Regions from separate parts of the Homo sapiens genome. Here region 1 is linked to region 2. A link is a loop called in an ENCODE intact Hi-C map of the cell type or tissue named here. Cell type or tissue: endothelial cell of umbilical vein. All regions are shown on one strand. Each heading gives the region's core, and the rest is flanking DNA. Links, peaks and the distances in the headings are about the cores only.

Region 1 (5,391 bases), core at 128-5,127, 120 kb before region 2:
GTCATCACAGGCTTCAAGAAGAATACAAAGATGAACACGCATGATAGGACAGTCAACAGGGAGGAAACCAGCCTAGGTAGAGTGGAGGGAAGAAACAGGAGATAACATTGGCCTTGTGGGGGAGAATATTATCAAGAATAATCAGGAAGAGAAACTTAGCATTGTCATGGTAGAAAAAGAAAAGCACCTAAAAAATTTAAAAACATCATATAATTATCATAATTTTAACATGTTATTAAAATACAGAAGTAGAATGTAAGACACTTTCATAGAAAATGGTAAATTATTAAGTTTGGTATGGAGTAAAAAATATTCCCCTATACTATCTATTTTTTCTATTGAGATCTAATATGTGAATATCAACTATCTCCCTCTAACAACCAACTTTAAGGTAAATATTATCACACAACAGTTTTGCTGGGTCAAGTAGATGGCAAGAAAGCCATTTTGTAGTACTAGAAGAGCCTTTGTGCTAATTCCATCCTGTATTATCCCCTGCCAATAGATTTGCTCTCTTCCCCAACGTGGGATTGATGCAGAGTGACTCAGTACATGGGTGTGATATGCTGAGGATTGGGTAAGGCTCAGCACACTGGTGAGATAAGGAGGGTGACCTTACAGTCAGAGACTCACAAGGCCTAGCTCAAAATCATTGGATACTTATGCCACTATTGTCATTGATTCTGTTTCAGCTCAGATAGATAAGTTATGGGCTGGTTTCTCCATCTCTTTTCTCTGAGAATCATAAGTCCTGAAGGTAAAAAAAAAAAAAAAACAAGGAAAGAAAGAAAGAAAAGAAAAGGCAGGTAGATTTGGGGTGGATCTATATGAGAAGGGTAGGACCCAGATGGTACCTGATATATCTGCAGATAATGCTGGCTGAAGCAGGTAGGGGCAAGAGGGAGCTTTTGGCAGCTCCAGAGAGGTGGGACTGACAAGGAAGAATAAGTTGTAACTTTAGGTGAAGAAAATCCCATGAGAAGTGAACCAGAGGTGAGAAGACCAAATGTTGAGGCATAAAAAATAAAGTAGCAGATGAAATGGTAACCTGCAATTAGACATCATTGAAGAAAAAAAATAACAACAAAACCTGGTAGGAATAACAAAAAAAGGAAGAAAAGTAAAAGCAATTTTAAAAAAGCAGAACAGATAAGAAAGAATGTTTTGATCAGAAACACTCTGAGGATTGGCCTTCCTGAGTATCTGAAATTTGAACAGTGCCCTAATGTGGGCTGGTCATCCATCATAAACTGTTAAATATGGGAGGCTCTTCAAGGTGAAGAGAACTTTAGACAGCTAGGGAGAGAAGACACATAGAGTATAAGGGGAGCCCTGAAGAAAGTCACACTAGTTACCTCCTCCTTACCCCAATCACACTAACTGGCAATCAGAAAAGAAACCATCCATAACATGTAAGTGGGTCAGTGGTCACTGGTTTCCAAAGACAGGTTTATTGGTTTTATTTCAGGGATAATTCAATAAACAGGCTATTGTGGGAAGTTTGATGTAAATAAAATTCCTTCATAACATATCATGTGGCCACCATCACTGTAACATTCATATTACTTGAAAATAGCACAAAACTGGGCTATTGATACACATAGGATAGGTTAATTTTCAAATTGTCATAAAAATGTAATAATCTAGTGCTGAAAAAGTAATTTCAGCATCAAACTTCTTAGTATCTCACTGCATTTGCCAGGATATACCAGGGATAACACCACTAACAGTGATAAATATTTTATCATCTGTGCTCTTGAATGAGAGGATTAAAAGAAATCAATGTTTTCTGAGCACCTACTGTGTGCCAGGCACTTTATTTACAAAGATAACCATATGCAATTCTCATAGCAAATCTGAATGTTAAGATTAGTGTATTCACTTTGCAGATGAGAAAATGGAATCTCAGATAGATGTAGCATCTTGCTCAAAGTCCTACACTTTACTAAGTAACAAAGGCAAGAATAAAATACAGGGATATCTGGCTTCAAAGATGGTTCTTTTTAAAAAATCTATTCCACACATCCTTCCTAAGAAAAGTTATGGTAACCCTGCCAATGCCCATCTTACTAATCCTTGGGTCTCAGCACTAAAAATAGAGAATCTTCTTAATATTTGGGCCAATATCAATTTTCATTCCTCTGGACAAGAAAAAAAAACTAAACAAAATTAAACAAAAAATGAGCATTTTCAACACATACTAGATGAGATTCTACTTGAATTTCTCAGTTATTACATTCAAAATATCAAGGTCATCATTTCTGATAAATTTCCACTTTTTATAGATGAACGTTTGTGTGACTCACAATGGAATCTTTGGGAGATTTGCCCATTTTAATCAATGCAACAATAGGAGGAAAGAGGAAATGCTCAAGATGGATGTGTCAGTGATTAAATTAGGTTTGACCCTCAAACTGAGAAGGAGCCGGCATGATGAAAGATCATTTGTACTACTTTTTAACTACTCCAGAATTCTAGGCAGTGTTTACCCCACCAAAGGGAAGAAGATTTCAGACCACCTAGCATGTGTAACACATCCCTTGAATTATTTCCAGCTATACATTATTTAGGAGGAACTATTTTAACATGATATTCATCAAAAAAATAATTTCTAAAAAGGGAGTAAACCAGTACTGAAATCAAAGGCAGCTGCAGAAGGAACTGTAGAAGGGCATGCGTTTTTAATATTGGAGCAAATAGAACATTCTCTTCCTGATCCCCAGTTGCATTGTGATGGCCATTTGTAAATCATTTTTAATTGTCTTATTAAGCAGCTTAGAGTGCAGCAATCAAAAGCTCGTGGTGTTGTGAGACCTGGCATAGCCATCAGGCACGGATCAGCAGTCAGGGTAATAGAAGATGCAAGATTATATAACCAGTTATGGTCAGGAGGGAAGGTGGTTTGGGGAGAAAGGAGTACATGGTTGTTTCTGAAGAGATGCTGATCTCAGACAATATGAAACCTGACATTATAGTTCCAGGGAATGAAGACCCCTCCCTGTCCATGCACACACATCAGTCATGTGCAGTCTAATGACTGCACTGGGAAAAGCCAACTGTCAAAAGCAGTCATCTCTCTTCAAGGAGAAATTTCTTATGCAGTATTCTAAATCATGACATAAAGACTGTTTGCAAAACAGGCCCCAGAGGTTGGATTGTGTGTGTCTGCATAGATTCCCAGTAACCAGATCAGGAAGTTAGATTCTTGCTTTGATGAGAACACACAAAATCGCATGAGAGTGGAACCTTTTCTTTAAGACAAAATGAAACTTTAATTTCATGAAGAAAATTTTCTGAGGTGAATGCATTGTGCCACAACTTTGTGATTCACAGTTATGACACCTCTAGACCTCAAATAAAAGATTCCTTCTCATTCTTCTACAGACTTAATTGTCTTACAATGTCCTAAAGACTTCTAGTGAAAAGCAGCCAACTTTTGAATTAATTATTATGCTATTTCAGGCAGTAGCAAGGAGAAACAGACCTGGTCCTTAGAAGTGGACCTGGGCAAGCATATGCTACATTCCTAACCAAGGGATCCAGTGAAATAGATTATTCTTCATAGGCCATCTCTTACTAGGCAATAACCATTTGCAACTCAACCACCAACCGCTGGCTAAAAATGAGGAATGTTCAAAGAAAGAATTCATTAAATTAATGCCAATTTAGTTGCAAACACATTAAGAGAATTTTTTATTAATACTACAATATTAGTGGGAAAAAAGTCTGATATCCTGGATTTATAGCTCCAAAATTATAGCTCCAAAATTATAACATAAGTAATACATAGTTTGCCATTTATGATTTGATTTTCCAGCTATAGGTAAAAATATTTTAAGTCTGCTTTCATATGCATGTGGCCTTGTCTAGAGAAAGAAACCATAAAATTTCAGTAAGGAGACTGTTGGTCAAATGTTGTGACAGTCTTAGAAAACTCACAATTACTATGCATTTTTCTGAGCAATGACCTGTTAATTTCTCTTAACTTTAGATTTTGAAATAAGTTTAATTACTTGTATAGTATAAATAATCTAATTTTAGGGAAATAGGCATGACAAAAGGGAAAGAATAGAAATAATTTCCCACATTTTCATAAAGTAGTCCCTTTTCCCAAATTAATCCTCTCTAGGTTTAACTGTGAGTGTAGCATTTCAAAAATATTTGGTAAAATATGTCAGAAGTTTCTCCATGGAAATTATGATAATTCTGCAATGGCCATAGTCCATAGCTTTTACCAAAGAAATTAAAGTAAAATAAAATGATTATTAGACACATAAACAAAATGGACTAGATGTTTACTTTTCAAATGAAAATGCAGAAAACAAGGAAGGATATATGTAAGCATAAATGTCACTTCATTTTGTTGTCAGGATTTAACCATGTTTTGCTTGAGAGCTCAGAATAATCCCAGTCTGTTGGATGCAGGCAAGATACAGCATCTTTGTGCTTGATCCTGCTTTATCAGATATGTTTATGTATGCTAAAGAATTCAAAGATATATAGTTAGAGTAGACATAAGAATTACAGTGGAGAAGAGTATCCTAAGAAGAAGAAGTGATAAGTGACAGGTCTAAAGAGCAATACAAGGGACTACATAGAAAACTTATTCATAAGGTTATTAAGGAGAAGATGAGAAACAAATTGGTAAGTGAAGAGCTAGTGAGGTCAGAGTAAGATGTTCAAGACAAGGCTGAGAATAAAATGTAGGTTGAAGAGGATTACTTTATGGAATCTTGGTTGAACAAGTTCAGCATGAATTAACAGTTTAAAGGAATCACACAAAAACAGACGAGGAAGAAAATATTATTGTTGTTGTTGTTGGCATTATTTTTTATTATAACAATTATTTTTAGAAAAAAGTACTATAAATAACATGGGAAAGGACATGATTTTTATCCTCACTGTACCACCTTTTGCAGTTCATTGAATGAAAGAAATTCATTTGGCAGGGCTAATTTTGTAATTAAAAACCTTATCATAGTTTTCTGTAATGAGTTAAGCAAACAGACAGTAATTCAGTTATAATATTCACACAGCTTATACCAGGGGACATTTGCTTACTAAATTAAATAATATGGAGGAATAAGGAAGAGATAAATTACAATGGGGGTAAACAGAGTATATCAAGGACAAGAAGGAATTCAAACTTGTCAGGCCATGACTGGATTTCTTATATTTGTACCAGGACAGGAATTTAGTAATTTGCATCTCTCTTGGGATAGAAGACACTGTGACCAATGACTTCATTAGAATATGGTTTTGTTAAGAATTATGGTTTATCTCTCTTGAGAGAGATGGTAAATAATCTACTTAAGACCAAAAGCCACCATTTTCTCCTTTCTCATAGAAGGAATTATTTTATTATAATCCCAAAGAATTTCCTAGAAAAGC
Region 2 (5,391 bases), core at 222-5,221:
TTTCTCCCAGTCTATGTCTGGGGAACAAAAATTTTAAAATTTACCCTTTAATTTTCTTAGGTATATATTTTGATGAGCTGAATTTTTGTTTTCATTAAGTTGAATCTATTGATACTTTCTTTTATATACTTAGTGCTTTTGTATTCTAAAATATTGTTGCCTATTTCACACTTTCAAAGATATTTTCCCATGTTTTCTCCTAGAAGCTTTATAATTTTAGCTATTGTCTAGATTGATGATACATCCCAATTAATTTTTGTCAAGATTATAACTGAAAACTTTTAACTCTGCCAAGGCTGAACTACTTCACATAAAGAAGTCTTGGAGAATACCTTCTTAGATATGGTGCCACACTAAAAGTGGGTTGTTGGTGGTGGTGTGTTTTTTTTTTTTTTCGGGGGTGGGGCGGGAAGGGAGTGGCTTGCTACTCTCTAAATTCAACTAGATGAAATAAAATCTATATATTGGGAACACTTATTACATAGCAGAGACTCTCCTAAGTGTTTTACAAGTAATAACTCATTTAAGCCTCAAAATCCAGAAAACTAAGGCCTAGAGAGATTAAAGTAAACATATCAATGTTCACACAGTAAAGAAGTCGCTGAGCTAGAGCTCAAACCCTTACAGGCAGACTCCAGAGCCCACAGAATAAATCGCTACTGTATGTTGCTTAATTCTGTTAAATTTAATATAAACAACCTGGTTCAAAGTAGAATGATATTAAAATTTACTGGATGACTATTGCATCAGATAGCATTCTAGGCTGTTTTATCTCATGTAATTTTCAAAAATACCCTCTTTAGTACATACTATCAGGTTTTTATAGAGGAGGATATTTAACCTTAGAGAGTTAAGTAGCTTGAGCTAGGTCATAGAATCAACAGTGAGTCTGAGAGTCAAGACTGATTGTCTGATGAAAGTCTCATGTTTTTTGCACTACAAGATCCTATGTCCCCTGTGGACATCTGCATGACATATCACTGGAAGAAGCATACAGGGAGGGATTTGACAGAAAAATGAAGCTGATTTAGGTATACTCAGGCCTGTAGCACATTTCATTTAGGCAAAAAATTAGGGGAATATTTCCAGTCCAGGAGCAAGTCTTGAAGACCATAATCTTTAAGCCACAAGCATACTTACTCCTTGCTGATATGAGCTTCTAGACCTTGCTCCAAATCTCATGTCCATGCAAAAATTGTTAGATCCTCTCTGCACCTTGCTTCTTCTACTCATTGTCCTTTCTCAGGGACCATCATAGATCCCAACTGTGTATCTCAAATCTAAAGCATAAGCTGCAGCTACTACTGTCAGATCTAGAAGGAAAGGAAAGGAGAGGAGGGGAGGGGAAAGAGGAGGGGAAGGAAGCTTTCAGAAATGCAAAAGGTGTTATACTGGTGTCATGTTACTCCATTGCTTAAACCTAGATCAGTTGGTGAAAGCAGATTTTTATTATTTATTTATTGTTTTTGGTACCCATTAGATATACATATTTTCAGGGTACCTGGAATAATTTGATACATTCATACAATCACATCAGGGTAATTAGGATATCCATCACCTGAAATATTTATCTTTCCTTTACACCAGGAACATTTATTTGAATTATTATTCTCTTCTAGCTGTTTTGCATCAGCATCACTTGGGAGTTTTTAAAATATGCAAATTCTCAGGCCCCACCTCAGATCAACTAAATTAGAAACTGAACAAGATCACTAGGTGGTCCCGAGGCATTATCAATCACTGGCGAATAATATACACACCAAGCGGCAACTGGAGGAGGCAAATAGTATCCATGAAAAAACGTTATCTTGTTCACCAAATATTTCCTATAGGAGTATCATTCAGGTGGCACCTTCATAATTCTCTGAGCATCAATAAGCTGGAGTGATCTTTGCCATTTCACATGGATCACAGAATAAAAAGGCTGCTTTTATAGATCAGAGAGTGGGTGAGGTCTTCTCATTTGTGAGATGACGCCACAGAGAGAACATCCATGGGAACCCTTTGTTCTAGGTGGTTTAGGGAAAGCCCTGCCTCAGGGCTCTGAGTCACCTGCAGTCTCTGCAGCAGCCTTTGCTAGTCATTATCCTAGGACATGATTCATGCGGCTTGTGGGGATGCAGGCTTATTCTTTACAGTCCCATCAAGCTGTCATACCTCTGGCAAACAGGAAGGTGCAGTGCCTAGGATCAGGATTGGCCTTCTCTGTTTATGGCTTGCTCCCGGTCATAAATTTGGAGCAGAAGGGCAGAGTGATTGCCGATTGTTGAGGAGCTGAATGGGGAGCAGTAGGAGATGAAGAAGGAGGGGTGTGGGTAGCGCCAGAAAAAGCAAACACTGAGCCGGTGCCCCCTCAAGGTCACTTTGCTTTGGCAGGAATCAAACAAATAAACAGAAAACGGGGATTGGGGGAGTAGGATTGTCTCATTTCCTATATTTCTATGCCATTATGGGCATAGGTTTGATAAACTCTGGCCAAGAGAAAGTTGTTTTTGTTTTATATTTTCTTTTAAGAGACGCCATGGTTTTTATGACAAGGCCTAAGCAATGAACCATAAAATCAAAAGACACCATAGGCATTTTCTCATTGGTGCATGGGCTGCAAATCAAGAAAATAATTTGTAGTTCACCTGGCAGTAGTTCTAGAAGGAAAAAACTGGAAGAAAATGCTGAGAATGGTTATAGCAGGAGTGGGAAGAAAAAAAAAAAAAAAACTAGAGGTGCTAATCAGAAAGCCCCGGATTTGGCCAAAGATATAGTATATGGAACCACTGAGCTTATTAGACGATGCAGGTTGTACATATGTGTGGTATATATGTGTGTGTGTGTGTGTGTGTGTGTTCACTTTTGAGTCTATTTTCTGAGATAAAAACCATGGGAAGTATTTGGTAAAGCAGATGTAAACACTGGCTTAATTATAACAAGTCAACTATGTTTTCAAAAGTATTATCATCAACAGTAGTAATTATAGCAAACATTCATTAGGCATTCAACATGGGCCAGCCATTGTGCTATGAGCTTTCACTACTTCAACTCATTTAACCATCATCAAAACCTATGAAAAAGGTACAATCATTATTCTCCCTTGTCTTACACATGAAAAAGGGAGACTTAAGACTGTAAAGGTCTAACTTTTAACTCGGCCCAGGTTTCATAGCTAATTGGTAGCAAACTCAGGGAACTTTAACTCAAAACTCAGGACACCTTAACTCAAACTCAGGGAACTCTGGCTCAAAAAATATGTGCATATAACTACTGCCTCCCTCAACTTTCTATTTTACATTTGGGGACAATCGGTCACTAAAAGATTAAAATGCAACGTGTTTTCTCAAAAAGAATCAGAGATAGATGTTGAAAGTCTACCTCAAAAGAAGGCCTTATCTTACTGAGCGTAATTAGGTGGAAGACAAAAAGTCAGTGGTCTTATTTCAAAGAGTACAAACTCCATCACTGGCTTTTAGCCAGTGGGATTTTGCCCTACAGAAGACATGTGGAAATGTCTGGAGACATTTTTGTTTGTTACCATGGGAGAAAGGTGCTACTAATATCTAGTGGGTCATCCTCAGATGCTGCAAAGCATCCTTCAGTGCACAGGTAGTTTCCCCACATCAAAAAAGAATCCAGTCCAAAATGTCAAAACTGCCAAGCTTGAGAATCCTGATCTGAGGTAGCCACACTATATTCAGGAAAGGATCTTCACATGGTAGCTTTGAATTTCTCTCAGCGATGTCTCTCTCAAACATACCCTGTTATGCAATCAGAGACAAAAACGGCCTTTAACTGACACTTGATAGAACTAGATTCTCGCAAGTAAGGCAGCCAGTGTACACTCAAAAAGAACCACAAGCCACACTGCCGCCACCACCTAGAGGATGGCAGCCTACCCAAGACCTGTACAGCAGGAGCTGTCCCGGGCCATAGATCCCAAGATCCTAGGTGCTAGATGAACTTCATGAAGTCTACTGCTGTATCTCTGTGATTCAATAGTCCTCAGAAGTAAAGAATTTGGGGAAATTGGGTGAGTGTGCAATTTCAGGACCTCCAGTTGCTTTTCTTGCTGGAAGGGACACCAGGCCTAACTGAATAAAGAGGCAGAGTGCAAACTGCTTCACTTAAGCAAGCCATCTTTTGCTAAAATCTTGGATCCTGATCCGCCTCCACCCACATCCTTCTGGACTCTGGGCTCACGCTACAGGGTTGCTTTGTTCTCAAATCTAGTGGATACTTTCAGTATCTAAAACAGACTTTTGTCAAGAATTATAGGCAGGTGGTGTAGATGGGAGCAAACTGATGAACCATAAAGATGCCTGTAAAAAGAGGACCCATAGGGCAATAAATTGTACATGCTTATTAACCAATTCACTTGGTAGGGTTTTTGAAATAATTTAATATTTCTATAATTCCCACCACTTTCATTTTCTTTAATTCCTATTTCATTGTCTGGCTGCTTGATTTAACACAGGATTATTCTAACAAATTCCTGATTAACTTTTTTTAAGAAGTAAAGAAAAATGAAATGGCATTTGTTTGTGCTGTATGTTCTGAAGCTTTATTGGGCTGCTCACTGAGCAGAAATAAAAGATTTCTGACTTTGGCTAGCCATTCTACTGCAGTGATAATTAAGCAAAATCTTACCAAAAAAAAAAAATCCTTTTGCTGCATTTTGATTGGTTTCTCTTGTGCTAGTTGCTCCCTTTCCAGGACAGCAGGACAGGCCATACCAATTTACAAGAATTTGCAATAACCCAGATGGCAGAGCTTTACTGTTAAAGTGAGCAGTGTTAGCTACTCCCATCACAAATACACACTTGCCATACCTTTCCTATTCTAATTTTCAAATCAGCATTAAGGATCATAAAGAATGAAAAGGATATTCCATCTGAAAACAATCTTATATTTCAAAATTAACATTTAATAATACATACTCCCATTCTATTTATTACACATATTAATGTCTATAAAAGAAAAACACAATGTAAAATGGCCCATCCAGGCCAGGGCAGTGTACTAGCATGAGTATGATTTATGGAGTCAGACAAAATGGAATTCAAATCCGGATCCATCATCAGCAAGCCATGCAAACATGGGTAAATTACTTAGCTAGTCTTAGCCTCAGTTTTCTCATCTCTAAGGTAGGGATAAGGCAAACCGTGCATTAAGTATTCATCCAATAAATGCAATGTTTTTTATCCTTGCAAGATGACCTCCTCCAGAACCTGGCTCAAGCTTGCTTAACGTGTTTACTGCTTAATGGAGAAAAAGCCATCAGCCTAGCCTTCCAGTTTTGCAGGTACTCCTACAGAAAATGATAGGAATCGTTGGAATATTTAGAGAACCAGCTGCATGTAAGGAAGACTGACAGGTCCCCATCACAGTTGCTTGTCTTTCAAA

What was found. Hi-C counts contacts between places; a loop is a spot of excess contacts. Peaks named below come from ENCODE experiments on the same cell type or tissue, not always from the same donor. Only the 100,000 strongest peaks of a DNase experiment are listed, where the experiment ranks them.
Region 1: it touches region 2 in a loop (9-fold over the local background); 1 of 110 quality-filtered maps calls a loop at or near these places.

Annotation. Positions count from the first base shown.
Region 1 is chr14:79,163,321-79,168,711 of GRCh38, reverse strand. The region is part of intron 15 of NRXN3 (neurexin 3); the gene reads right to left. Among named protein-coding and RNA genes, the nearest start is that of NRXN3-AS1, 90 kb to the right of the region's middle. In endothelial cell of umbilical vein, for the core only: no CTCF peak of the experiment used is centred there; a DNase peak (open chromatin) is centred at 2,321.
Region 2 is chr14:79,042,149-79,047,539 of GRCh38, reverse strand. The region is part of intron 15 of NRXN3 (neurexin 3); the gene reads right to left. Among named protein-coding and RNA genes, the nearest start is that of NRXN3-AS1, 31 kb to the left of the region's middle. In endothelial cell of umbilical vein, for the core only: no CTCF peak of the experiment used is centred there; a DNase peak (open chromatin) is centred at 2,189; H3K27ac peaks cover 1,209 bases.